Linked DNA regions of Mus musculus: regions 1, 2, 3, 4, 5 and 7 are each linked to region 6. A link is a loop called in an ENCODE intact Hi-C map of the cell type or tissue named here. Cell type or tissue: left cerebral cortex. All regions are shown on one strand.

Evidence for each region. Peaks named below come from ENCODE experiments on the same cell type or tissue, not always from the same donor. Only the 100,000 strongest peaks of a DNase experiment are listed, where the experiment ranks them.
Region 1: a loop joins it to region 6, with 7 times the contacts of the local background. A loop is called at or near these places in 5 of 42 quality-filtered maps.
Region 2: it touches region 6 in a loop (9-fold over the local background); 7 of 42 quality-filtered maps call a loop at or near these places.
Region 3: a loop joins it to region 6, with 2.7 times the contacts of the local background. A loop is called at or near these places in 2 of 42 quality-filtered maps.
Region 4: a loop joins it to region 6, with 2.4 times the contacts of the local background. A loop is called at or near these places in 2 of 42 quality-filtered maps.
Region 5: it touches region 6 in a loop (12-fold over the local background); 11 of 42 quality-filtered maps call a loop at or near these places.
Region 7: a loop joins it to region 6, with 3 times the contacts of the local background. A loop is called at or near these places in 11 of 42 quality-filtered maps.

The regions. Positions count from the first base shown.
Region 1 is chr11:85,888,645-85,892,644 of GRCm38, forward strand. Tbx4 (T-box 4) reads left to right here. Exons shown (of 9, transcript NM_011536.3): 2 at 1,416-1,619; 3 at 2,213-2,307. The coding sequence starts at 1,419. Among named protein-coding and RNA genes, the nearest start is that of Tbx4, 4.3 kb to the left of the region's middle. RefSeq lists an enhancer at 2,695-4,000. In left cerebral cortex, no CTCF peak of the experiment used is centred here; a DNase peak (open chromatin) is centred at 2,087.
Region 2 is chr11:83,852,083-83,856,082 of GRCm38, forward strand. It overlaps Hnf1b (HNF1 homeobox B), which reads left to right. Exons shown (of 9, transcript NM_009330.3): 2 at 3,822-4,000. Among named protein-coding and RNA genes, the nearest start is that of Hnf1b, 3.2 kb to the left of the region's middle. In left cerebral cortex, no CTCF peak of the experiment used is centred here; a DNase peak (open chromatin) is centred at 2,286.
Region 3 is chr11:84,704,948-84,708,947 of GRCm38, forward strand. No RefSeq gene overlaps it. Among named protein-coding and RNA genes, the nearest start is that of 1700109G15Rik, 13 kb to the right of the region's middle. In left cerebral cortex, no CTCF peak of the experiment used is centred here; a DNase peak (open chromatin) is centred at 1,936.
Region 4 is chr11:84,696,122-84,700,121 of GRCm38, forward strand. No RefSeq gene overlaps it. Among named protein-coding and RNA genes, the nearest start is that of 1700109G15Rik, 22 kb to the right of the region's middle. In left cerebral cortex, a CTCF peak has its summit at 1,538; DNase peaks (open chromatin) are centred at 1,147 and 1,552.
Region 5 is chr11:85,832,433-85,836,432 of GRCm38, forward strand. Tbx2 (T-box 2) reads left to right here and starts at 183. Exons shown (of 7, transcript NM_009324.2): 1 at 183-1,069; 2 at 2,188-2,455; 3 at 3,363-3,509. The coding sequence starts at 675. RefSeq lists a promoter at 1-708. In left cerebral cortex, no CTCF peak of the experiment used is centred here; a DNase peak (open chromatin) is centred at 1,616; H3K4me3 peaks cover 225 bases.
Region 6 is chr11:84,523,481-84,527,480 of GRCm38, forward strand. It overlaps Lhx1 (LIM homeobox protein 1), which reads right to left and starts at 2,054. Exons shown (of 5, transcript NM_008498.3): 1 at 526-2,054. The coding sequence starts at 695. Lhx1os (LIM homeobox 1, opposite strand) reads left to right here and starts at 2,180. Exons shown (of 4, transcript NR_038057.1): 1 at 2,180-2,268. In left cerebral cortex, a CTCF peak has its summit at 1,662; DNase peaks (open chromatin) are centred at 295 and 526.
Region 7 is chr11:84,796,296-84,800,295 of GRCm38, forward strand. No RefSeq gene overlaps it. Among named protein-coding and RNA genes, the nearest start is that of Mrm1, 21 kb to the right of the region's middle. In left cerebral cortex, a CTCF peak has its summit at 1,823 (motif pointing left); DNase peaks (open chromatin) are centred at 1,817 and 3,078.

The DNA.
Region 1 (4,000 bases), 1.4 Mb after region 6:
GTTGGTTGGCGCCCAAACAGGGTGGAAGCCGGTGCATTTGCCGGGACCTTGCAGCGTCCCCGTTTGTGAGAATCCTGGATTTTCGAAGCTCGCTGGGGAACCAGCACGTGGCTCAAGGCGGGTGCAGGGGCAGGCCATGTCCATCGAGTCTGGCTTGTTCAAGGCGGGCTGTGGCCGAGACCGGCTGGGCTGTCAGCCTTATCTTTATGGGCTTTTCCCAGCCCTGGCTGGCCCCGGCCCCCTTTTATCTCCTCAGTTGCACTTGGCTTGTTTACTTTGGAGGCCCTGGGAGTCTAAACCTGGGCGCAGAGGCTGGTGAGCTGGGTAGGCAAGAGGCCTGAGTCTGGGGATAGCCAAAGAGATCTGGGGTAGAACAGAAAGCTTGTGGGAGGAGAAAGGGGAGAGATTTAGTTAGCCAAGATACACAAAACCTACTAAAACTTGGCCAGATCCTGGAGGAAGAGTAGAGGGTGGCGGGAAGGGAAGGGAAACGCAGAACAGTACATGGCTGGACCCCGAGGGATACAGGACTGGCTGGTTCTTGTAAGCTAGAGTTCACCTTTGGTGCTCCCAAGATCATACTGTGCACATGGGCAGGCAGGTGAAGAGGCAGGGATACCTAGGGGAAATTTTAGCTGTGCCCTGAGGCAAGGCCAGACTCTGTGAAATGGACCTGCCTTACTGGACTAGTGGTTAGCTAACAAGGTTTTGAATCCTTTGGCCCAAGGAAGATTTCTTTTTTGGAATTAAAGAGGGAATGTGTGAGCCAGCTTGTGCGAATGTGAGGACAGGTTGGGGAGCCCCCTGGCAGAGTTCAGGGTCTGGATCAGAGGGACCCCAAGAGAGAGGGCGCTTCTTGGCTGAGGAGAATGTGGTGTGAGGTTAGAAGCCTTATTCCGAGAACCTGGAATAAGCAGGCCTGAAGCACCACAGTTTGGGGTTGGGGCCCTCGGATATGGGGCTGCAGGAACCCGGTTCCTAATTTCAGGCCTAGGTCTCCTCTCCTGTAAGTCCCAGGAGTGTCCTGGATACCCTGGGCCAAAAGTGAGACCCTAGCTATTTCTGAATGGACAAGAAGACCCAGGCCTTAGACTGTAGTTGAAAGAGGGAGGGACCCCGAACGAGCTGAGACCATGCCTAGAAGGCGGTCTTTCTTCAAGACCTACTCCTCATACAGCCCCAAGCCTTGGGGGCAGTCAGACCTTAAACTGCACGTAGACCCTCCCCGGTCCAGAACCTGAAGGGAGGAGGCTAGTGTCCTGCCCTCCAGCATGCTCCCTCCCCCAGCTCAGAAGGGGGCGGGGTCCACGTGTGCAGGGGTGCCCACTCAAAGCCTGGGGGACTCTTCACAGGGCCACAGGGCCTCTAGCCAGTGTGGATCTGGCCGAGTAACTCGGCGTGTGCTGTGCCCGCAGGAGATGCTGCAGGATAAGGGCCTGTCCGAGAGCGAGGAGGCCTTCAGGGCCCCGGGCCCAGCTCTCGGGGAGGCCAGCAACACTAGCACCACCAACGCCCCCGAACCCGCGCTGGCCACGCCGGGCCTTAGTGGAGCAGCGCTCAGCAGCCCACCGGGCCAGGGCGCCGACGTCGCCGCCGCCGCCGCTGCCGCCGCGGAGCAGGTAAGGCCATTGGGCTGTCTGCTTGTGCTGGACCCGTCCTGGATCGCAGACTGGACTCCTGGGGTCAGAGTCTATTGGCTCTTAAATTCTCTACGGGGCATGGGTCTTGCTTTCGAGGGAGAGCCCTTCTCACCTCCAACCCTCGGGGCTGACTCTGCCGCAGCCCAGGTAGGGAGATCTTTGCTTCAGGGGACGAACCCAAACCAATGTCCAGCTCTGAGGACCCCGAGAGGGCGAAAGCCAGGGAGGGAGACAGACAGGAAGGCCATAGAAGCGGCACCGAGGCGGCTTTGGAGCCGCTACCCTGCACACGACCACAACCTACACCTTCCGAGCCTTTTTCGGTGTCCCTCGGGCCAGCAGTGTCGCCTCTACTCCTCTGTAGGCCTATCCGTAGGTGAAGCCCCAAAGGAGGGAGTTTGAATCTGACTTCCAATTCGCCAACGGTTCAAAATAATTTTGTGAAACGAAATCTTGAGGAGTGGGCTCTGGGGCAGGCAAGATCTGCACGCTTGGTTGGTCTATGCAGGCTCCGCGTGGAGCCCAGCCGTGGGCCAGCTAGACAGACCAGTTTCCCTCCCTCCCATCCCCAGACCATCGAGAACATCAAGGTGGGGCTGCATGAGAAGGAGCTGTGGAAGAAGTTCCACGAGGCAGGCACGGAGATGATCATCACCAAGGCCGGCAGGTCAGCCGGGGAGCGTGCCGTGGGGAGGGCGGCAGGTGGGCAGGTCACCCGGGGAGAGTGACACAGGCAGGGCGGAGGTGGAGGGCGGAGGTGGGAGCCAGGAGGATCTGAAGGGGCTGGGGTCCTCCGGGTTGCTGGTCTGGGGATCACTGGGAAATTTATCTGCCACTGGAATCCCCGCACCACACCCTACAGCAGCGGTCAGGGCCCTCAAGTGTTTTTACACCTTCTGAGGACCCGGGAGTGGGGAGGAGGTTGTGAAGGCTCAAAAAGAAAGGCTATATTATGCTGATGGCAAAAGCTGATGCAAATAAGGGCAGCCACAGCCCAGGGGCCACCTGCTGGGATGCTTGCCCTCCGGTGAATTTCTCTGGCCTGATCTGCTTTCCGCTGATAGAAGGGATGATGAGGTTGTGTGTCTCAATTGCCCTAACTTTTTGGTAGCTGCGTGAACCCCAATATACTTATCCCAGGGCAACACCCTCCTCAGCCTAGGGGAAGGCGCCGGCGGTTCTGTGTGTTGCTGGGGAACCTCCCTAGCTCTCAGCGGCTGCCAGGGAAGGGTGATTTATAAAGTGGAAACATCTTTAAAATGCACTAGTGTCTGTGGGAGAGAAGAGGGAGGAGAGGGTGAGAAGAGAAAGACAGAGCAGTGTGTGTGTGTGTGTGTGTGTGTGTGTGTGTGTGTGTATGTGTATGCTATGCTCCAGTAGTCACATGCCTGTGAGTGTGTGTAAAGCAGACATTGGCTGTGCTGCAGTTTCTGACATGGGACAGTAGTGGCCCAATAGAGCAGTTGTCAGGTGAAGGAGAAGGCTACAGACACAGGAGAGTTAAGGTTTAGGAAACTTGTTGGTCCTCAGCCCTTTCTGCATCCATACACTTGGTTTTGGTCTCTAGGGACAAGTTAGATGAGAAACGTCCATTCCCTCAGAATTGTTGTTTGGAGAAAGAAGATGGTAAACCATCAAGGAACAGAGTTATGAAGTCAGACTAGAATGTAGGAAGAGTGTTCTCTTACCAACTCAACTGTTTCCATCTGTGCAACCCTCAGATAAGAGCCATAGCGGTCTCTACCTGCTTCCATTTCACCCACAAGAGAAAAGGTCCCACATCACTCAGCTGCCCATAAAGCACTTGACAAAATTTCGTTTCAAAAGAAACCAGGGCTTGTTTTGTGTTGTGTGCACGGTGCACAGGTGCAGGGGGTCCCTGGCAGGCATTGTGAACTTGGTTCGCTGTTGAACATGGAAACGTGAACACTTGGCCACCCTCTTGTCTTCGTCAAAAAAAAAAAAAAAAAATGTCGTGGTCACCTAGGGCTTCTATCAGGGGAGGGGGAAGGCTGTTTTTAGGGCCCAAGTTTGCTGCATTTGGGGGATGGAAAAAAGGACACTTTAGTATTCCTGGCAGAGTGACCTTGTGGGCTAGTCATATCCTTTTCCAGCTGGGTGCACTTCACTGAGTAACTACTGTCCTGCGGCTCTGTGGTACCAGCTGTTTGAAGCAGGTAACCGTATGTGTACCTGCTGTCCTCCTTAACTATGGGACTCAAACCAGGGGTTCCTGTGAATGGTGCTGGTAAAAATGTCAGGTGCATTACAGGAGTGGAGGAAGGGGGGTTGTTCCTTTGTGCCTGCTGATATGGAGGGGAGTAAAAAAAAAATAAGGAACACTCCAGAATTGACATTTG
Region 2 (4,000 bases), 670 kb before region 6:
CCTACGCTTTGACAGCTAGTTACTAATTATCCAAGGAGCCAAGCGGCTCCCTTAGACTGCGCGTCGCTCCGGGGCCACTTGGCTTCAGAAAGGAGCCCCTCGCGTGGCCTCTGACTCTTAAGCCCTGCGGCTTCAAAGTTTCAGAGTTCCGGAGTGACTGTGGCGGCCTCCCTGGCTCGGCTTCCTCTCCTGCAGCGCGCGCTTGGGGTGGGATATGACCTTGCATTTGAATTTGCGCTTTGGGGACCCGGCCGCTCGCCCTCTAGCCAAGGCAATCTGGAGGACTTCTAAAAGTTTTTTGTTTTTTTTGTTTTTTTAACCCCTAAAATGATTTTGCTCTAATTTAAAAGCTTGGGTTTCTTTCGTTGCTGTTTCTCCACGTAGCAATGATTTTTTTTTTCCCCCTCTGGCTGAGTTTAGCGGCCTGGATGGTGTCAGGGGTAGAGGGTACAGACTGAGGTACCGAGCCCCTCGGAAGGTTTGGGACGGCAGGCTGGCAGAAAATTTATCCTGGGGCCTGGCTCAGGGACCCGGCATCCCGTCGCCAGCCCCCTGGGGCCTAGGTCCTTCCTCCTGAGAGCCACTGTCTAGTTCGCCTCGGAGCCGACTTAGGGAAGCCCGGGAGGCCGAGGGCGCCTCTCCACCGTGGTCCCCACCCCGGGCTGGACAGAGCGGAGATGTAACATAAACTGCAGCACGTGGAGTTGGGGTGTTATTAATTTATTCCTATAAATCATCAACAGAAAGTACACAAAACGTGATTAGGTTGAAAAGAGAGGCGGGTTATTCATTGGTGAAGTTGTAAACTCGGCTTAGAAAGGGAAGGAAATCAAAACGCAGGAGGGGGTGCTCGCCGGACACACGCGCGGAGGTACGGGACGCACCCCCAGGTCCCCGCGCTGCTCTGGGAAGCCGACACCCGCAGAGCTCTGCGGGCGCAGAGTCTCTGAGTCGGGGGTCTTAGGACCTGGGCCTTCTTCCCACCCCCAAGCCATGGGGAGCAGAAGGAGAGGAGCCCAGACTCTAGCTGGGGTGAGGACCCAGGGCACACCCTGAAGCTCTGTCCCATTCGCAAGCTGGTGCCGCCTTCCCTCCCCTGGGCCTGGAGCGTCTGACTTTATTAAAGTAATTTTTCAAGAAATTGCTAGCGGCTCGCAGGTCACCGCGCAGCCGACTGCAGGGTACCGGGCACTCTCTTTTGTTTTTCTCTTCCCGCTCCACCCCCTTGTTCCCCTGTAAGTCAGAAAGAAAAGAAAGGTGTGCGGGGGAGGAGGGTCACTCGGTGGCGCGCCTGGTCGCCTTTACCCTGGCTGGAAGAACCTGGCCAGAGTGGAGGGTTGCAAACGGCGGTGTCGCGCGCTCCCCGGCTGCGGGTCGGAGGCTGGTGTGCCCCAGGGGCTTAGGAGACCTGGTGGGCCACCTAGGGACCAAGGCCCCTGGTTCCCCGCGAGCCGGGACCCAGAGAGTCTCTGCTCCTGGGAAGCAAAGTCACCCTTGAGGAAGGAGCGGGCTGGACGTTGTGGCCACTGTGGGTTTGCTTTTGACACCTGCGCTGGCTCTACAAAGGCCGAGCGCTCCTCGCTACAGCGAGTTTCTCCTAGGGAGGAAACTGTATTTCCCAATAACTCTTTACCTGGGCCTCAGAGCTCTCTTCCGTAGGGAATATGCGGGGCATTCTGGGATCCGAGAAGTTTTTTTTTTTTTAGTTTTTCAGGTTTTTTTTTTTTTTTTTTGTTTTTTAAGATATAACTACGCCATCTTAACCCCCAATTCAAATATTTTTAATTCAGGGCCTGAAGGTTTTGTCTCAACGGTTTTTCTTTTGTTTTGTTTTTCTTTTTTCTTAATCATCTCGCTGTTAATTCCCCTTTTCACGGAACCACTCACGTTTAGAACACACTCTTATGCTAGGTTTTTTTTAGGTACGTAGAATAACCGGTAAAGAAGCTAAACAAAGGAAAAATGGCCAAACGATCTGTTAAAGCGATACAGTGGTAATTTTTAAAACCCAAATACTGTTTTCTCTAACTTTTGAAGCTATGGTTCGTATCTGTTAGAAATGTTTTTCCACCCTAAAAATATCTGTGGAAATGTTAACCAACAATGAGCTTTTAGACGATCGCTGTTATTTACGTGGTTATGTTTAAAATGTTGATTGCCGTGTTTTCCTCCTGCTCAGGATGAATTCTCCAGGTCTGACACTGGAACGCAGTTCCTCTGCTTTTTTTCTTACTATTTCATTATGTTGTTCTACTTTCTGGGCCTTAATAAATGCTTGAGGAATTAGTTAATTTATGTACCATTAATGTGAACGTTTACAATTCACAAAAACATCTCATTCGAAAGCCTGGCTTCTCACGAATCCGATAGCAAAGGCTTGCTGAAATAGCCACAATTCAAATGCTATACAATATCTCCCTTGATTGCTGGAGATTTTTAACGCGTTAAACAAACTAATTGATTTTTTTCAGGCACCATTGAAAAAAATAATTGTTTTACCACTGTATCTAATTTGGCCTCAGCTTCAACACCAATTTTTATTGTTTCATCTGAACCCAATTTTCTCTTTGCTTTTTGATGTCTTGTTAAGCTAATATATTGTGTGTATATGTTTGTGTATATTATATATCAACATGTAGTGAAGAATTGTTTCTATAGCTGCATTAAATAACTCATATACATACTTGTATTGTTCCTTTAATACTTTTGATCTGTGCTGTGCCTTATGAGACTTGGTCTCTTATGATTCTTAGAGACTTTCTTAGTCTCTTCATTTCAATGACAGTTCTCATTCTAAGTCACCTATTTAACAAGCAAGAAAAAGTAACAGTGAAGTTAAAACAACATTTTTTTAAAAGCCTGGGAGATACCCTCGTGCCGTGTTTATAATGCAAGCTGTGCTTGCAGTTTTGAGAAACCAGAAGCATGTCTATTCTCAGTCCAAACTTGAAATCAGGGAGAACTGCTACCTCCCAGGTGGCCTCTCTGTATCAGAGAGATGCAATCTTACAGGCAAACAGAGTATTTGGGAGCATTGTCTTACTCCCAATACTGAAATTACTCTTCCTTGATGGGTTTTATTTTAGAGGCGGGGCTGTGGATTATTTTTTAAGCATACCTGCTTTGCAAGTGTCCTGTTCAACTTGAGAGAGCGCATATTTGAGAACGCTTTGCTAAAACTCCAAAAACAATGTAATATTTGATCACAAAAGGAATCACAACTATACAAATGCTTATGAAATATTTCAGTTTGATTGCTGGAGGTTTCTAGATACATCAAACAAAAATAATTTTATTTAATGCCCAGGCAGTCTTTAGAAGACTGACTGTTGCTTGTGTCCCAGGAGGTGTGCACACAGACCTACCCCTGTTTTAACAGACTGGACCTCCTTTTTAGAAGGAGAATAATGTTGGAGAGTTTTTACTAAAACTTTTCAAACAGATTTGGCTCCGTGTAGCAACTCGGGCTCCACGCATCTCAGCTCTCTGGTGAGACTCTTGTCTTTTAGTCTCTTGAAATCCAAGGAGAGTGGAACAAAGCAAGAGTCTTTTCTTCCACGGCTAGGGGATAGGGTCTGGGGAGTGGGCAGTAAGGGCAGGCTTAAAGCCCTTCTTGGAAGGAAAGGCTATATCTGGAGGGCACAAGGTCGGAGGTGCCTACTCCTCTTGCATATAGTTTGCTTTTAGCCCTATACCTCTCGTGAGGCTGGAGTTCCAACAGGTGGGGGAATACTTGAAAATGACTTTTTTGCTCCCAGCAGGTGAATACTTTCCTTTGGGCATTTTGAACCAGCATCCTAAAGATCTGTTTCTCTGTCTAGCGAGGACCCGTGGAGGGCTGCCAAAATGATCAAGGGATACATGCAACAGCACAATATCCCCCAGAGGGAGGTGGTCGATGTCACAGGCCTGAACCAATCCCACCTCTCTCAACACCTCAACAAGGGCACCCCCATGAAGACCCAGAAGAGAGCTGCCCTGTACACTTGGTACGTCAGAA
Region 3 (4,000 bases), 180 kb after region 6:
ATATGAGCCTTAAGGGGTCATTTTCATTCGAGCCACCACATCAAGGATGACGTTGAACTTTTGATCTTCCAGCTTCCTTCCATCACCTGATTACAGGCATGTGCCACCACACCTGAATTTTGGTTTGGTTTTGATGTGGTTTGGAGGATCAAACCCAAAGTACCAAGCACAATAGGTGGCCACTCCACCAACTGAGTTATATCTCTCAAATCCCTCCAAATATACACCTTAAACATATATATCATCTTGGTCACGTTCTAAGGCAAGGCATCCCAACTTGTCCACATATCAGAAACTCATGGGTAAGCTTTAAAACTTAGCCGTGAGTCAAAGCATGAGTTTCTGAATCAGTATGTGTGTGAGCAAAACTAGACTCTGGACATGAGGGTTAGGAGAAGAGAGGCTGAAAAGATCCTGGGTAATTCCATTGAGTGGTCTTGTTTGGTGCCTTCCATCTTTTACTTCCAAGAGGTTTCATTTATTCATTCATTGGATCAGCAGGTATTTCCTGAGTGCCTAGGATTTGTCTTTGTGTGCTCTGGGAAGAGATTTCAGAAGAGGAAGACCCGAAAGCCACAACACAAGAAAGAGTGTATGGAGTTCACCTCTCTCCTGTTCATCCCCTTCAGCCCCAACCTTGCTCCGTCTCACGTCCATGGGACTGGGTGTCTTTTCTCTAGTGAAGGACAGAATTAATATTAAGTCCAGGCATAGTGGCATACAATTTTAGTCCCAGAACACAGGAGGCAGAAGCAGGTGGATCTCTTTGAGCTGGAGGCCAGCCTGGTCTACATAGTGAGTTCCAAGCCAGTCAGGAAACCACAGTGAGATCCTGTCTCAAAACAAAACAAAGACAAACCACACATATTAAGATTCAACTAAGCATCCTGCTCTGCAGCTAAGATCTAATGTCCATATGGCTCCAGTCCTCACCAAATCTGTCTGTGGGAGCCTTTGGGAGTGCTGCTACCGAGGACATGCAGGATACAGGTAGTTGCTCACTGAAGCTCATAACTCAGCAGTTGGTTAGGGCTTCTCCCCCAAGCAATTATGCACTGTCTAAGCGAAGAGCCTTGGAATTATATGTGCTTGTTATTAATCACATCCAATCATCAATCAGCCGGCCATTCATAAAACTGATACACGCCCTACTATATGTGAGATACTCAGCTGGGGGCGGTGGCAGGTACTGACTTCGAGGAGTGTAGAACTTAGGAAGAATTCATGCGGTTGTACAAGTGACTCAGAGGCCAAACCTGACTGAGCACCTCTGGGATGGACATGAGACTGGGGGTGAGTCAGAGTTCATGAGATTCCACTCCCCCAAATGTAGAGATTCTTGGCAATCATGGAGGTCCTATTTCACCAGAGAGGTGAAGCACTTCAGCCAAGGTCACACAGCTGGGTGTACCATAAATAGGTGATGGATCTGCTGAGATTACTCACCAACCCCAATTACATCTTCACCACTAATAACTTGGCTCACGCTCCCCTAATGGGATTTCCTCCTTGGACATCAGCCTTCCCTTCCCCCCTTCCACTGACACTGGCCAATTAGACAAGGGCAGGTGCTGTGATTGGGGTCACAGTGAGAGGAAGAGATGGAGAGGGCCACAGCTCACCCCCAACCTCAGCTGAGAAAGAGGTGATCCGTCTCAGGCACTCACAGCCTGTAATGAAGTCTGGGAGAAGGTTGTCCATGTGGGGGAGAGAGAGGGGCAGGTTTTGAAGCCAGCTCACTACCACCACCCCATGACACTAATCTGAACACTGTACCCCTTTCTGCTCCCTATCTGAGCCTGGCAGGCCTGGAGAGACATGCAGGACCGCAGACATCCAAGCAGATGAACAGCGCCAAAGGCAGCCAGACAAAGCGAGAAACAGGCTGGAGCTCAGCTTCAGTGTGCTTGGCTACTGTCCAGTGGAGGCCCTTTTGTTAGGTGCTGCCCTCCACTTCCAGTGGCTGAGGCACAGGAAGTCCAACGCCTCTGCTGTGCAGGAATACTGGAGGGGCTGGAGGCAGATCCCAGCTTTCCTCTGTAGGAATGCACGGTCTCCTCGTGGGGCACCACAGGCTCAAGTAGGAAAGAGCTAGACTCTGCCAACAGCAAAAAAGTCTGCAGGTGTGTCAGAGCATCTGTCCTGGAAGCTAAGGCCACCGGCTCAACTACAGTAGAAGGGCACAGCATCATGTGTGCAGAGGCAGGTACCATCAGGACAACTACGGCCTCTGCCCCAACCAGAGCACAGCAAGGCTCTCTGATGATCTCGGGAGAGTCCTAGCTGGCTAATCTGGAGCCTTGCGGTCCCCAGAACACTGGTTCTTTGGGTCTAATTTAAATCCCTTCTGCTGCAGCTTAAATCTAATTCCAGTGATCAGTAGGTGGTCAGTGGGGTGGAGCAAAGAAGCAAAGAACAGATGTTACCGGATGCCAGCTTCATTCAGATTCCCTGCTCAGCAGTCTGGTCAGCTGGAGTTGTCTGAAGGAGCCTCTCTGCTCCCAATCACATAGAGGACCTGGGTGTGTGTGGGACCTGCCAAAATTTCTTTTTTGGGGGCGGGGGTGGGGTCCCTGCCAAAATTTCTAATTTGAGTGCGGGATTTGTGTCTTGAGTGCACAGGTAGAGACATGAACTTGCCTCTGGCATGCCACACAACCGGATTCCCACTTAACAGCCCAGGGCCAGACACCCAAGTTCCATCCCACGCAATACATAGGCTCTTCTCTGCTCAGCCCTTTCTCCTAAGTGACCCCAGGTCATGGACTTTCCTCAGCTTCCTCCTGTGCCATTTCCCTCCGGTCTAGATGTCCACATCCAAGACCAAAACAAAACAAAACAAAACCCCTTAAGGAGCCGGCGGCTGTCAAGGATGGGAATGGAGCAGGGAAGGCTGACCCAGAGCATACCGCACAGAAGGTCTCTGTTCACCTGAGCCTCTCCCTGGTGCCTGCCTGGCTGTCCCCTGCCAGCTCCACCTAACCCAGTGCCAGCAGACCCAGCAGGAGTGCCCGGCTCTGTTGAGCTCCACAGCTAAAGCAAAGCGCCCCGCGCCTGCGCACCCTGAGCCTCTGTGGGGGCGTTCCTGATCTGCCCCCAGGATGTTAAGTGCAGGGCCCAGGCTTAAGTAGCAATTAACGCTACAGAGGAAGAAAGAGAAGGCCAAACAGCCTGCTGTTTATTTCCACCTCTCTCTGATCCATGTTCCTCCTAGTTACAAGAAAAGAGGAAGAGAGAGTGAAAGAGAAGAAGGGAGAGAGAAGAAGAAGAAGAAAAAACCTGCACTAAACCAAACTGTAGTGCAATTACAGCTGGAGGGAAAAAAAAAGACATGCATTAAATGGATGTTTCTGCACAAAAACCCCAGGCTGACAACATCTCTGGCCTTGTAAAGGGGAAAGGACTGTGCCTGGGTGTTTACATAGCCGAAATCAGGGAGAATTATGCTGTCATACTGACAACTGTAGGAGGACAATTTTAAAATTACACCGTTCAACACCTTTAATGATTTGTAACAGAAGAGGTGTGGCTACTCCTATTAAATGTGTTGCCAAATCAATAAAAGGGATAATTGGAGTTGTTAGAGCAAATTATAGCAGCGTTTCTTCTGTTGCTGTACAATGTTGCCTTGTAAACCGCTATTACAGGCAGCGCCGTATTTCTCTCTTATTTGGGCGCTTTGTAATGAGTTGGCATTTTGCGGCATAATAGTTCCACTTTCTTTTATGGAGCGCTCACTTTAACTTTTTCTCCTTTGTGCAGCCTATAATTTCCTCGCCCTCCCTGCCTCCCTGCCTGTTTTCAGAGGTGGCCGCGCTGCCTGTCAGCAGCCTCTGGGTGATAAACTATATTATTTCACATTATTTTCCGGCCTTTTCAATTGGCAGTCAGATGGGGTTGAGGGGTAGATGGGTCTGAAGGGATGGGCATGGGGAAAGTGGCGAGAGACGGGGCCGGGAGAGGTTTTTTTAAAAATTCACATCAACAGCAAGGGAAGGGA
Region 4 (4,000 bases), 170 kb after region 6:
TCAGGACACGGACTGATGTTAAAGGTTTCTAGGTACAGGCAGGAAGCTTGGTGAAAGGCTTTAGAGTTCCGACTAGACCCCGGAGGGCTTTAAAGTAGCTGATCCTTAAAGGAGTGAGCTGCTGGGTGGACACAGGATGGGGGCCGGACCTGGCCATTCAAGGCTTCCGGTCTCTGGGTCTCTGAGTACCCGGAGCTAGAGCCCGGAAGAACTAGCAAGCCGAGGGAGTGAGCTACTCCTGTCTGCTAGGTTTAGAGTTGAGACCTGCAGCCTAGGTGCTGTTCTACGACTTGGCCTCAGCTTTCTATAGCCCAAGCTCACCCCTACCTCATCTGACCTAGTGGAGCCATCCTTCTGTTCTGAGGCCAAACACCCTTGGTGTATCCCACAGCACAGCCAGGAATGCTCGGCTCAGGCTTCCTTCTAAGCCACATGAGTATCTCTTCCCTACATCATCCCTTGAGATGTCCTGTATCACTGGGCCCCTGCCTACTCACCAATAACCTTAAGTGAGGGAATCAGAACAGCCCAAGGCTCTGGGAGGCCCCTTGGAATTGAGGGTAAGAAATCAAATTCCAAGCATTCGGAAACTTCCAGTATTGGAAGGCTCAGCCCTCAGTCCTCCTGTCTGTACTGCAATGTGGCCTTGGATAATCCTCTAACCTTCTCAGGCCTCAGCTTCTTCAGTGTGAGGCCCAGAGAGAGGGATGACAGACCTAACTCTACTTGCAACTCAAGCAGAGCCCCACACACTTCCCCATAACATGTCACAGGCTCTGCAGGACCACAGCACCAGTCCTCTTAAAACTGTGATTTCTTTGGGGGCAATAACTCTGCTTTATTGACCCTCACATTCCCTGCTGCCTAATCGAATAAAGTGCAGAAAATACTCTCACAGCCCAGAGTCAATCCTGGGAGATACACCCTGTGACCCTTATAGAAAACGAAGCTGCCACACAGAGACATGCCTGGCTCTGCACCAGTACATCAAGTGTCCAGTGCATTTCTGCCAGCTAGATGGAAGGGCACACTCGTAGATTAATGAGCAGACTGCTGGATGGGTGGGTATATGGGAGAATGAATGAGTGCATGGGTGGGCAGAGAGTCCGGTAAACAGATGGCGAGTAGGTGGGATGGGTGGGCAGGTAGATAGATGAGTGTGTGAGTGGACTGATGAGTGGGTGGGTGAATGGATGGACGGATGTCAGGTTGGTGGATTGATGATAGATCTGTGGATAGGTGAGTGAATAGACGGGTGTACAGACAGTAGCTCTGGAACTCCTGTGTTATCAGGTCCCAAGAGTAAGCAGAGAGATAACCTACGGACGGAGTAAGCCAAGCGGGGAGGTGTTCTGAAATAGTAAAGGACTTCTAACCCCCCCCCCATAGATAAAAAGATAGCAGAAGCAGAACCCCACCCACATCTCCGGCAGGCTGCCACTTCCTAAGTTTTGGCATGGCTCCCCCCAACGCCAGCACACACTTGGAGCTAGTGACTGTCTCGAGTGTCCCATCACACTCCAGCAGAGGGGTGGTTGGCAGAAGCTGCAAGCGAGTGGGTGGGCGGTGATCTGCTCCTTCTTTGTCAGCTGTAACCTTCCTCCTGGCTGCCTGTTCTCTGCAATGTTACACCAGTCCTGCAACACTTGGATGCCTGAGCCAATTTTGTCATGCAAATGAATTCAGCCCACTGTAAATCCTTCAGAAGGGGGTGGTAAGTGTCCAGAACCTTGGGGGGTGGAGTTACCTAAGAATGGCTTCCCTGATGTCCCCTTCATTGCCACCAAGGCAACATCTCAGACCTATGCATTGGACAGACCCCTGGTAAGGACTAGAACAAGCCTTACTTATGGATCTTCTCTCGTGATTGGTTAATCATCTGAGATACAGAGGGGACAGTTCCCTGTACACAGCCACACAGCCAATTAGCCAGGGCTCAGCTAAGCCTCCCTGCTCTCTGTCATACCTTTCCCCATAGGCTGAGCTGTTCTTGCTATAAACCCCATACAGAGACAACTGGCCTCCCAGACGGCCTGAGCCCACTCTTCCATCTACTCTTAGCTGCAAAGTGAGCCCGGAGCCTCCCAGGGTCAGCCTCTCATCCCCTTAGCTCTGTGACAGAGGACTAAAATATAGACAAGAACCAGAGTGGCCTGGAAAACCAGAAGGACCAAGAGGACAGGCCGTTGTGTTCTAGGATAGGTGATAGCAAGAAAGATTGGCCAAAGCAAGGCCAGGCTGATACCTAATACCGGTCAAAAGCAGGGTAGGGGGGGGGGGCAAATGTCAAGTGTTTCTCCAAGGAGGGCATCCAGGACCCATGTCATAGGTCACAAAGGTAAGGAGAGAGGTTATGTTGAGAGATAGCAAGTGACTAGGGTCAGAATGTCTAGACCCGAGGTGTAGGAACAGGGAAAGACTCCAGTTGGCTGGATTTTCTTCACCAGTCTTGGGAAATTCTGTCTGGAACTCTAGTTGTCCCTACCTTACGAATCAGAAAATGGAGTTGAGGGAAATTGTGAGCCTGTCCACCAAGGCCACACATCTTGCTGGGGTGATTTAATTCTAAAACCACAGGTCACAGGCTTTCCAAAGTCTATGTGCTTTCCTCAGCCACACCTACCTAATACTGCCATCAGGTGTCACCACACAGAGCTGCTGATAACAGAAGGGAGAAAAGGGGAGGGGGCGTCTGAGTTGACAAATGTAGAGGTAATTTCCAGGAAGTGAGTTTCTCAGAACCCTTGGGGCTCCCTAGAAGTACACTGCTCACAACCCCACCATCAACGTCTGCCCTTTAAGCCCCTCCCATTAGACCTGCACCCACCTCCCAACTGCGCCTGCGCACACCCCACCCTACAGGTCTCTAGGTCTTTATCCAGGTGTTCTCTCCCCTTGGAATGCTCTTCGCGCTCCATCTGCTTTCTGAGTTCCACGGCTTGGCTAGATTCAAACGGCCCCTCCTCTGCACTCCAGCATTCCCTAGCTCTCCCCTTCCACCTAGTTGTTTGCCAGCATTTACACTGGGTTGACTCTCCTCCCTAGTCCTCAAGGGGCAGGATGGCTCCCAAGCGTTAAAGCACCCTCCTTGCCAGTGACCCCCAGGGAGACCCTCTATAGTCCCTAATATGCCCCGGGGTGCTCTTCCGCCCCATCCTCCCCATCAGTAAGTCTCCATGCTGGGGACACTTCCATCAACCAAAATGGTGGAGATCGGTCACTGGCTAAAAGTGCCCTCACTGCCTAGGTTTACCAAGGCATTTTTGAGAGAGCTGTAGACCGGAATGGCCTCAGCTATGAGCTCAGGGCCTCCTAGCCCAGTGGCAGGGCTTGGGGACCTCTATGTCCCCTATGCTGCATGCACCAGTGCGCTCTTCTGCCTGGCAGCCTCCTAGGCCACAGCAGCCAGAAGGCAGAGTGCTGGGAAGGAAGGCACCTCCTTGCCACTGGGTAGACAGCTTTTTTGTTTGTTTGTTTGTTTTGTTTTTTTGTTTTTTCGAGACAGGGTTTCTCTGTATAGCCCTGGCTGTCCTGGAGCTCACTTTGTAGACCAGGCTGGCCTCGAACTCAGAAATCCGCCTGCCTCTGCCTCCCGAGTGCTGGGATTAAAGGTGTGTGCCACCACGCCCAGCGACAGCTTTTTAAAGTCCCTCTGGACCTGGGCAGGCTCCTTCCTGGGGCCTCAGTTTCTTGCAAGGCAACCGAGAGGGTGTCCCAGCAGTGCCAAGGTTTTCACCCTGTAGGAGTAAAGTCCAAACTAAAACCTCCATTTATAACTTAGATACCATTCCCTGGAGCCCCCCGCCTTGAATTAGGTCAGCAGTTTCACAACCTGTGGGCCGCAACCCTGTTGGCAAACCTTTATCTCCAAAATTATTTATGTTACAATTCATCACAGTAGCAAAATTACAGTTCTGAAGTAGAAATGAAAATAATTTTGCCGTGGGGGGGGTCACCATAACATGAGGAACTGCTGTATTAAAGGGGTCAGTCACAGCAT
Region 5 (4,000 bases), 1.3 Mb after region 6:
CTTCCCCAAGGCCCCGGGACCCGGGCGCCCCCTGCCTCAGGCCCTTACGGCGGGTCAGATCGGTCCTCTGCGCTTTCCAGCCCTCGCCCAGGCAGCGGCGGGCGCGGGCGGCGAGGTGGGGGCCAGGCCAGGGGGAGGGGTCTCGGGGCCCGCTGGCCCGTCATTGGTTAATATTTTATTCTGTTGACATGTTTTCTTACTGCTGAGGCTTCCGACACCTTCTCCCTGGCCTCCCCTCCCGTCCAGAGCTTGGCCTGAGCTGTCAAAACCCCGCCCCCGGAGACCCACAATTGGTCCAAAAAGCGTAAAATCAGCAATCAAGGGGGGCCTGGCTCGTTAGCGCAGGGGATCCGAACAGGGCAGGACATGTGAGATAGTCACAGTTTTCCAGAGATCAGGACAAGATCTAACCAGTCGCGCGTGGTCCCCGGCGCCGGAGCCGGCCAGCCCAGCCCAGCCCAGCCCAGCCCAGCCCCGCGCAGCGCCCCCTCCGCCCCCGCGTCCAGAGCCCTGCGCCCCTTGAGGTGCGCGGGACGGGGAGCCGGGAGAAGCCGCTGCCGCGCCCGCCGCCCGGGCCGTCCGTCCTCCGCGCGCGCCGCCGCCCGGGCCGGGGGTCCGAGGCGCGCGCCCCCGGCCCCGGCCCCGGCTCCCAGGAGCCTGGGCCGGATGTCCCGATGAGAGAGCCGGCGCTGGCAGCCAGCGCCATGGCTTACCACCCGTTCCACGCGCCACGGCCCGCCGACTTCCCCATGTCCGCCTTCCTGGCGGCAGCGCAGCCCTCCTTCTTCCCGGCGCTAGCGCTGCCGCCCGGCGCGCTAGGCAAGCCTCTGCCGGACCCGGGCCTGGCGGGGGCGGCGGCCGCGGCAGCAGCGGCGGCGGCGGCGGCCGAGGCGGGGCTGCACGTCTCGGCACTCGGCCCGCACCCGCCCGCCGCGCATCTGCGCTCGCTCAAGAGCCTGGAACCCGAGGACGAGGTGGAGGACGACCCCAAGGTGACGCTGGAGGCCAAGGAGCTGTGGGACCAGTTCCACAAGCTGGGCACCGAGATGGTCATCACCAAGTCCGGGAGGTAGGACGGGCCGGGCGGGCGGGCTCGGGGACCGCACAGCACCCACCACCACTGGGTCGATGCTCTCTCGGATTGCCCCCGCTCCGGCCCTGGCGCCACACTCCTTTCCACAGACAAGCAAGCTGACTTTTTTTTTTTTCCGTTTGGCTCCGGAGCGAATTAAAAAAGAAAAAGAAAAGCAAACATCTCTCGATTGAAATAAAACGAAAACACGTTCCTAAAGAATAGTCCCAACTGTTCTGAGTCTCAAAGCCCCGGAGACTCTGGCGGGTCTCCACAGCCCCTTGCGGTCTCACTGTTTTTTTTTTGTTTTGTTTTGTTTTGTTTTGTTTTGTTTTTGTTTTTGTTTTTTCCGTCTCCTGGACGGTCTGGAAGTTCCTAAGAAAAGGGATCTTTCCCGGATTCTCCGCTCTGATCACTGGAGTCCATAGTGGGACTAGCATCCCGCCTCCTGCTAGCTCCAGGCTGACCACTTGGTTCCGGCAGAGAGTTGTCCAGCCCACAGCTAGGCCTTGGAGAGAGTCTTGCTTGTCCTTGGAGCTTGGAGCACTGGACCAGCCACCTCTTGAGGCCTTAAAGCCAGAAGAAAAATAAAATCCCCAATCTTCCCAGCACTCCAGTCTCTGAAAGTCCAGGCCTCAGGTTCACCCTGTTCCCCCGAAATTCTAGGCTAGGGTTCCCTGATTAAGCCTCTAAATCGTTTCTCCCAGACAAAGACCTTGATAGTTTATTTCTTCAAGCCCTGTCCCAAGAGTTTATTTCCTCTCTACGAATTTCAAGGCAATTCAGAAAAGCCTAGTGTATCTCTAAAGGGCCTAGTTTCCTTTCCTGGGCATCAACCCTCATCTTAGATCAGAGTGGAGGAAAGGTCTCCAGACTGAGTGCAAAACGCATCCAAAGCTTTACAAAACAGGCTCTGGCCGGCAGAAATAGGATGTCTTGGGAGTAAGAAGCACAGGCTGGGTCTTTCCAGGTAGCAACACAGCACAAGTGGAGGACATTGTGACAAATTATGTAGATAGGGAAGCTTCAAGTAGGATGTCATGTCATTGTCGGGAAGGTAAAGGGACAAAAAAGAGCCGGGTCCCAATGGCATGTCCCCCTTCCCTCCCTCCGAGGCGGATGTTCCCCCCCTTCAAGGTGCGAGTCAGCGGCCTGGACAAGAAAGCCAAATACATCCTGCTAATGGACATCGTGGCTGCCGATGACTGCCGCTATAAGTTTCACAACTCCCGCTGGATGGTGGCAGGCAAAGCCGACCCCGAGATGCCTAAACGCATGTACATCCACCCGGACAGTCCGGCCACAGGGGAACAGTGGATGGCCAAGCCTGTGGCCTTCCACAAACTGAAGCTGACCAACAACATTTCTGACAAGCATGGCTTTGTGAGTGTGGGCAGGTTGGGAAGGTGTTGAGAGCCCAGGGGCCCCCACAGTCGAGTGGGTAGAAGGAAGCTAGAGGATTTCTAGAGGGGAGCATTAGTTGAACACCCCCCACCCACAGTGCCCCTGTCTGTGGCCCAGGCAAACTGGGCCTAGGCTTCCAGAGCCCTGTTCTGCAAGCCTGAGGAAAAGTATGTCGACTGTTTGTGGAAAGCTCCAGGCTGCTCTCAATCTCAGTTTCTTTCTAACAGAATTTTGAGAGCCCCTCCTAGAATCAAGGGTGAAGCAGGTGCTGTAAGGAATGGGTCAAGCCGCCCGAGTCCTGTGGAGGTCACCCTGCTAAGGACTTGGAGATATGCAGCTTGGACACCTGCTTGTCTCCTGTAGCTAACCCTTACCCTATGGTGAGGGAATCCAGACATTAAATCTGCTCTCCTCCAGCCTTCTGGAGATCTCTGCTCTATTAAGGCAGATGTCCAGCCAGGGAACATAATGAGGAACTCCTCATTTCTACCTGAGCCAAGCTCCTAGCGAATGATGGGGGGTTCATTGGACAAAGAGAGCCTCCCAGTGCATTATAGCTAGTCCTCGAGCACCCCTCCACACACACAGTTTTCTTCCCTTGTATCTCAGGACCCAGAAATGCCAGGGGACAGTGAAGTGAAAGAATGGAGACGGTGTTATTTGTCTTCTTCCGTTTTGTTTCATTTCTTTTTCCAACTGGGCAGCGTCAAAGAAAGAAAGAATAGCTGTGAAGAAGGGGGGGAGCATGAGAAAATATAAAATGAAGTGCAAGTGAACCAACAAAAAAAAACGAGAGAGAGAGAGAGAGAGAGAGAGAGAGAGAGAGAGAGAGAGAGCTGTTGGTCCAATAGCAGGGAACTGCTGGCTGAATCCTTGCTCCTCACAGACCATCCTGAACTCCATGCACAAGTACCAGCCGCGATTCCACATCGTGCGAGCCAATGACATCTTGAAGCTCCCATACAGCACCTTCCGCACCTATGTCTTCCCAGAGACCGACTTCATCGCTGTCACTGCCTACCAGAATGACAAGGTGTGCTGTGGGAGTGGGGAGTGGACTTGGCCCCTACCTCCCCTCCGTCTCTATCCCCCCAACATTTACAGACACCAACCCTCCATTCAAACCCACCTGATAGCAGCAGCATTGCAGAGAGCTTCAAGAACTCACCACCCACTCAGATTCAGAAGAGCAGCACCCACATAAATCCCCCGGCTCCCCCTCATACCCACACAGACACACATACTCCCCCGAGGCACTCAACACAGCTGGGCCATAGTTGGAGTGGAGATGTTTACTTAGCAATTAGTAGAGACTCAGGCTCCCGCTGACATTTTTACATTTTATTCCTTCGTTTCTTGGCTCAGGACTGGGAATCTAAATGAAAAGAGGGCGCCTGGGGCAATCTGCCCAAGCTCTACAGATGCTAGGAACGCAGGGTCCAAATTTTACTCTCCAAGGGAGCCAAAGAGTGGGACAGGTGGCACAACCCTGGCGAGCTCCTCTAAGCCACTTGTCTGGGTCCA
Region 6 (4,000 bases):
TTATTGTGGCTTTCTGGGCCACAAGGGCTCTGTAGTTCCGACAAGATCTCTTGGAGAAGGAAGAGGCAGGGACTGGAATAAAGCTGGAGCCTCTAAGCTCAACTTGGAGAACCAACAAGCTGGGAGAACCAGAAAACGTCTTTGGTTGCTGGAGAGCTTGGCTTCGGGAAAGGCAAGCGAGAGCTGCAACCCCGAGGCTGCTCCACCTCTCCCTCGCCTTGTTAGGGCTGCTGAGCTGAAGCCATCTCAGACCCTTTCTTCCCAGGCGCGGGCAGCCAAACCCGGACCACGCTTTCCAGAACCAAGTACTACAGCTGATGTGTTTATAAAAAGATAAAGAGAAAATTAATATATCTCGCAATACCGACTAGCTTCCTAAAAGGTAGAAGCGGGAAAAGACTGGGCTGCCCTAGTAAAAGGCAGCTCCTAACGCGGCTGCTAGAGCCACACAGACCTCTGATCCGAAGCTGGCCTGGAAGGGCCCATGGGGAAGGAGCAACAGAGGCGCGGGAGGGAAGTACTCACCGGAAGAAGTCGTTTTTACAGTAGAGCTTGCCTTCCCGGGAGAAGCACTTCTCGGTCAGGTTGCATTTACATTCACAGCACTGGACGCACTTGACGTGCCAGGCCCTGTCCAACACGTTCAAGAGGAAACGGTCCAGGATGGGCCTTTTGCAGCCCGCACAGTGCACCATGGTCTTTGGTTTGGTCCGGTGAGGCCCGGAGCGACAGGGCAATTAGAGTCGAGGGGATGACTTCTGAAGACAACCAGCTCCTCCAAAAAGAAGAAACCCTCTCTAGTTGGGCAAGCAAAAAACCCGTACTAGCAAATCAAAAGGGGGAGAGACCAGGCTGGTAGAGGGCAGCCCCGGAGTCCCGGGGCAACGGGATGGAGCAGCGCCACCTCAGCTCACCGGGCGAGGAAAATCAGTCTCAAGCGGGCTAGAAAGCGGCTCTTCTGCTCAAAGCCCGCGAAGGAGTGAAGGTCACCGTGAGAGGCGGCGGGACGTAAATAAATAAAATGGAAACAGACGAAAAGGAAGACGCCAAGAGCTCAGGATTCGGGAAAGCTGGGTTCTCTCCAGCTTGAGGTAGAGCTGTCAGAAGTCAAAGTGCATCTGCTTTTGTCAGAGTATGAAGGCAGGTTGTGTGCGTGTCAGACTGCCCACCACCGGGTTTTCCCCTTTAAAAAAAACACGGAAAGAAAAGAACACGGGAGTAGAAAGCTTTGGATCCTACATTGCCGGTTTCTTGCAGTGAGTTGGGACGCTCTGGGCGCCCGCGCTGGGCCTGGGGAGGGGGCGGGGGCAGACCGAGGTGTGGGGGAGATGGCGGGTTGGGTAGGATATTTTGTTGATTGTAGTTGTTGCTTAGGTAGCCCCCACCCCTTTGGAGAGTTTTCTTTTTTGTGCCAGTCAAAAATGGAAAGGGACCGTCCGCTTCGGGCGGACGCAGCCGGGCGCACTCGCTCGCTCCCCACCGCCCCAGCCCTGTCACCTCGGCCGGTGGCCTGCCAGGCAGTCTGCCGCGTCCTCCGAGCGGCCCTCCCTGCGCTTGGACTCCTGGGGAGGCAACACGGTCTGGCTCTTCACTGCGCCTGGACGAGCATCCTGGCTTCAGTCACAACTCGCGGCCGCTTGGGCGCGCAGCCTTGCATCGCTCGGCCCACGATCCCGCTGCCTGTGTTCCGGCCCCACAGTCGCTCGACTTTTTTTTTTTTCCTTGTCCCCCCCACCTCTCTTTTTGTGCGGTGGCAAATCTGGGTTTTCTTTCTAGTCTCCTTCCTTTCTTTTTCCCTCCCTTTTTCTTTTCCTTGGTCAACGCGAGAAGCCAGGGGAGGGGGCGTCTTGGAGAGCTTTAGAATGTCCTGGGGCTGCGGCTATAGAAGGCCAGCGGCTGGAACAGTTTGGCGCGGATTGCCGGTGTCGCTGTCCGGCCCGCGGGTTCCTTGTTGGCTCTCCCCAGGCGCGCGTCCCTCGGTCCCTAGTCTCCTGGCCCAGTCTTCCGCGCGTCTCTCCCCAGCTCCAGCGGCTCGGTCACTGCTCCTGGCTGTTGGCTGAGCCCTGGAAGCCCCCTCGCCTTAATGCAGCGCCCGCCGACGTCACGGCAGTCTGTGACCAATCAGCGCCTCGCGGTCCTTCTGTAAACCATTCTGCGTCCCCCCCGGCCGGGGAGAATGCGGGGAGACCGCGTTTAGAGGATCAGTGGCGGCGGGCCCGCGCGGTGCCGGCGACTAGCAGCGAGATGTCCTGGCCCCTTCCAGGTTTGGTAAGACGTCCGTTTCGGCATCAAGGATTGACAGTAGGCGGGAGGAAGCGCGGAAAGGAGGCGCGGAGGAAGTCAGAGTTCTGGGTGGGGGTAAAAGCAAACCTATATATTTAAAAAGACTTGTTGGGATTAGATTGCAGCGAGATCTGGAAGCTTGGGAGGTCCTAGTACACTGGTTTTGCAAATCACTAGGTGTTGATAGCCCGCCCCTTGTTCGTTTGGCCTGGAAATTGCCCCCGGCGTAGCTCGAGTCTAAGGAGAGGTAGGGGGCGCTTGGCAGCGTAATCTCGCCTTCTGTCTGTTTCGGTGCCTCCTCCCCCTGTCCATCCAAAGTCCACCCGGCAGGGAGTCTGGGAGACACGAGTGTCGATCTCCCGCTGCGCTCACTTGCAAAGTTGATTCGGGCGATTTCCTGATGGGGGCGGGAGAAACCGGAGGCCCGGCGCCAGGGTGGGAGAAAGAGTGGGTGGGGAAGCGCTTCGGGTGAGGAGCTCCAACTCTGGCAAGAAGTTGTGAGAAAATTGTGATCCGGAGACACCTTTTACAAACAAAAACAAATGACTAGGTGGGAAACGGCGGGGCTCCCGCAGCTGGGGGGAGGTGGTAGCAGCGGGGGACTGCACCGTAGCAGCAGGGGAGGGAGGCTTGTGGCGCACTGACCGAATATGCCTGGCTCCCATTCCGGTCGTCCCTTTTCCAGGCTTCGAACAAGTTCCTTTCTTCGGACGTCAACCGACCTACCAGAGTTTATTCCTTAGGAATGTTACACTTTCCCAATTCTGTCCACGTTGTAAATTCCTGGCCACCTTCTTTGGGGGACGGCGACGAATCTGCCTAAGTGTGGAAATCGATGCGGGTCCTGAAGGCTTGAGCTTTAAAGAGTATTCTAGTTCCCAGGAGCACTCAAGTTAAGCATAGCAGCCCCCCCTCCCCCAAGCTTAACCCAAACATCTCAAAGTGGTGCCACTTCTGCTCTTATTTGGGGGAGGTGCTAGGAAAGCCCATTTGATCAAACTTGGAAGGACCCTGCAGCCAAATCTAGATGGAATTTCAGAATCTGTCTTTAGAGTTATTTCATCTATGAGCCTAGCAGATCTTCTACAGGGCTAAATTAGGAGAAAAGTGTGCAGAAACGCGGTTGGACTGGCAGTGAATCCGCATCCACTAACACAATACCCTTTTCCAGCGAAGAGAGAAGAAGCTGTTACGAATCTAGCTTTTGTTTGATGAGGTTGTTGGGTTTTTATAGGGCTGTGCCAATGACCCCTTTTCTCTCTCTTGCACCACCTGGCAACCCCGAAACTCATCAGCAGCTCTGGCCTTCCCACCCGCATGATCTTTGCTTTGTAAATCCAACCCGCCACGGCCTGCTTCACACGCCTTCTTAGAGATTTGCTCCCACCCCACCCCCGACCTCTGAGTGCGGGACCTCTAAAGCATTCTCGGTACCCCTGTCCACATACCCATTCCCATGGAGCGGCTGTGGACCAAAGTAGTGCAGCCAATAGTTCTCAAGCATAAATCCCTCTCCTGGTCCTTCCTAGGCTTAGACTCAGGGCTGATCAGGGTAAGAAGGCGACCTTCCCACCTAAAGGGCAGGTTTGGACTGAGCGCCGGCGATTTTCCTGCGAGCCCAACACTTCCTAGAACAAGTCGATTAATACCCAGAATTCAGACACCCCAGGAAGAGCCAAGTGAGGAGCGCGAGATCCTGTTATCCCGAAGACACCCA
Region 7 (4,000 bases), 270 kb after region 6:
CCCTGTCTCAAGGGGGAGAGATAAAGCTGTAAGGACATATAATTCCACATTTAACGTAGTCCACATGATGTGTCCTATTTATTGTTTGGGGCTGGGGACATAGCTCAGTTAATAGAGTGTTTACTTAGCCATATGGAAAGTTTGGGGCTATCCTGGGCTATATGAAACCCTGTCTCAAAAAGGGGGAGGCACCGGTAAGATGATTGAGCAGGTGGCAGAGTTTGCCACTAAAGCCCAGTGACCTGAGTTGCATCTCCAGGACCCACATCATGGAAGAGACAACTGACTCCCAAAAGTAGTTCCTTCCACATGCACATCATAGCATGTTGTCATGTACATACACACAAAAATTCTGTGTGTATGTGTGTGTGTGTGTGTGTGTGTGTGTAGCCTCTGCATTTTGTCTGTTGTCATCTTAGTCTTCTCATTTGGGAAACAGTATTGAAATCCCAACTCACACAGTTGGCACGAGGAATAGAGAGAGTCCTCTTGCAGGAGCGTTTGCAAAGAACATGGCAGCTTTTGAGGGAGGCCTGGCTGGTGTTGTGCAGCGCACCTGAGGCACACAGGATGGAAGGTAGCATCTCACCTTGGCAGCTTCCACACAGATGTTGGCTAGGAGGCAAAGGTAAGACAGGCGCTGCTGAAAATTAAAGCCCAGGCAGGATCCCGGTCCACATCCCACAAAAGGATGCAGGATGCACCCCCCCCCCCCCCCCGCTGGAGGTAAGAAGGCAGAAGGAGCTGCTTTTGCCCCAGGTGGGGATGGGAAGCGGGCCAAGCAGGGTAGGGGGTGGTGGTGAAGGACGAACAGCCTCTTTATTAACATAATTATTTTATTTGCAGAAAAGTAATCATCCTAAGTGAGGTCAATGTGACTGGCACAGGACCGGCCCTGCAGGCGGCCGGTCCTTGTTACCATGGCAACGGGGCCGGACCACTTCAGCAGCTGTGAAGGTTTGAAACTCCGGAGGAAGGAGACCCCCAGATCCTTCAGATCCCAAGAGAAGGCTAGAGGAGACATTGAGAGTTCAGAACCCTCTCCTAGCCTTCAAGACGTAGAACAAGAGTCCGGGGTGTGTGTGTGTGTGTGTGTGTGTGTGTGTGTGTGTGTGTGTGTAGGGGGATGGTCTAACCCCAAGTCACCGGGGTTCTGGAGGAGAGGGGTCTCAGTAGCTTTCATCTCATTCCATCCCACGGAGCCCTGGGAGGAAGGGGTTACGCACCTGCTTACAGAAAGCTGCCGCTCAGAGGGGCCAGGGACCCTGCCACATAGGCAGGGTACCAGAAGGTTGGGGAAATGGAGTCTGAGGCCCGAGGCATCATTTTCAGTTGCCTTCAGTGTAGCAATGACAAGGATTAGATCAGGATCTTGAATGACTAGAAAGGCTGTGATGGAAGAATAGACACATGGAAGTCAGAAAGATCTAGATTCAAATTTCAGCTCTCTGCCTTCAGGCCACGTCTCCTTCAGCAATTTGTGCGGAGTCTCTCTTTAACCATTCCTCTCTGCATATCTGACATACCGTCAGCCAGCCTCTGCGAGGTGCGGCTTTGACTAAGACATTTCCCCATCCGGAAGGTGGGCCTGTCCTGGGGACACCTCAATATGACCGAACCATCAAAAACTCCTTCTGTCATTTCCACGCACATCTCACAGAGGATCTGCTCTGGGAAAATACGCCTTGTCGCCAAATCCTCTAGCTTTGAAATCTAATAGTGAGGGCCTCAGGCTGGAGGTCCAGGGGACAGCCCAGCAAAGGCAGGCTAAGGATGACTGCTGCGCATCTGGGCTCAAACTTTGTGTCTACGGAGTCTACTGCCCTCTAGCGGCGAAGTCTGACATCACACGAGGCCGCTACAAAACCCCTGAAAGGCATCACCGGGAGTTGACAATCAGGGTCAGGAGGTGCTGAGTGGAGCTAAGACTTCCCGATGTGGATGTGAGAGTGGGCATGGGAGGGAAATGCATTGTATGGGTGGAAAACCCACGTGACTTCCCAGGCGCGGGAGACAGGAGGATCAGGAGCTACATGAGATCCTATCTCAAGAGGTGGGGCTAAGCAGTTTAAAACCATCTGTAACCCCAACATCAGGCCCATACGCTACATACAGACATATGTTCAGGCAAGACACTTAGACATCTTTAATTTTTTTAAAAAATTAAAGATATGTAAGTCATCTTGGAAAGTGGAGGGCAGGAGGGCACCGAGGTAGAAGAAGCTGAGCATCCCCCCCTCCCATGACCTCTCAGCCCTTCTCCTGAGGTTCTGGTGACCCTGGATGAGACGCAATGGCTTGTCAAAAATCAAAACCAGATCTTGACTCAATTAAGACTAGCCCCCAGAGGGCTGGAGGGGTGGCTCAGTGGTTAAGAGTGCTTGCTGCTCTTGTCCAGAGTACCATGGTTTGATTCGCACCATCCACATGATGGCTCACAAGCCTCTGTAACCCCGGTTCTGGGGGATTCAAACCCCTCTTCTGGCATGGCCTCAAATAGTGTACATTCAAAAATGGGGGCAAAACACTCACACATGGAAAAATAAAGTAAGTAAAATCTTGAAAAACCTAAATAGCTCCAGGCCTGATGAGACATTTCAGGAGGCAAAGGCACACGTTGCCAGGTGTCCTGGCTAGTTTTGTGTCAACTTGACACAGCTGGAGTTATCACAGAGAAAGGAGCTTCAGTTGAGGAAATGCCTCCATGAGATCCAGCTGTAAGGCATTTTTCTCAATTAGTGATCAAGGGGGAGGGCCCCTTGTGGGTGGGACCATCTCTGGGCTGGTAGTCTTGGGTTCTATAAGAGAGCAGATTGAGCAAGCCATGGGAAGCAAGCCAGTAAGGAACATCCCTCCATGGCCTCTGCACCAGCTCCTGCTTCCTGACCTGTTTGACTTCCAGTCCTGACTTCCTTTGGTGATAAACAGCAATGTGGAATATGAGCTGAATAAACCCTCCCCACCTTGCTTCTTGGTCATGATGTTTGTGCAGGAATAGAAACCCTAAGACAAAATTGGTACCAGGAGTGGGGTATTCCTGTGACAACCTGACCATGTTTTGGGGAGGACTTTGGAGCTTTGGGCTAGAAGATCCATTTGGTGTTAAGAGCTCTGTCAGATGTTGTGTAGGAGTTTGGAAGATAATGTTGAGAACAGTACAGAAGATGGAGGCCTGGCTTGTGAAATTTCAGAGGGAAAATTAAAGACTCTTTTCAGAGCCATTGCTATTTTGGAGCTTGATTATTCTGTGCTTCTGGTTAGCTGGGGTGAAGAATCAGCTGTGATGAACAAGATACCAAAACTATTAAAGCAAAACCTTTGCATTATTGGGACTATTGATGCTGGTTAGCTGGAGCTAAGAAATTAGCGGTGATTAAGAAGAGACCAGCATCGTTGAGGTGACATCTTCTGTGAAGTGTTTTCTGAAAGCACAAAGGCTGTGTTCCAGAGATAGCCAAGGTTGTACTCCTGCTGCAGCGGGACTTGGTATTGTGTAAGGGTCACTCAGGTGGTACTGATTTTGAAGGCATGAAGGGGTCATGCAGAGCAGCTGAGGTTTGGCACTGTGAAAGGCCATGGAAGGCCATTGGTGAAGGTGCAGCCTCAGTTGCAATTGATGGCCCAGGCCTGAAGGGGTCATGCAAATTTGTTGAGGTTTGGCACCATGAAGAGAGCCTATGAGAGACTATTGTTGAAGCCAAGTTACATTGGAAGACAGCAGCGTTTTGGAGATGCCAGTACCATGAGATGACTACCAAGAACAGCAGCAGCAGTGGAGTACAAGTGGCTGAAGCCTAGAAGACAATGTGTGTGCTACAAAGGGCATGGCTGGAGAAGTGACCCAAGCCCCTGGAGGAGCCCAGAAGATCGTGAGTTGGATCCCAGACATTGGACAGTTGGAGATTGAATTTTGCTTTTGATTGTGACTGTGCCCTGATATTTTTCCCTCTTGAAGGAAGTTTTTTAGTGAAGTCCACAGTTAAGAGACTTTGAATTTTAA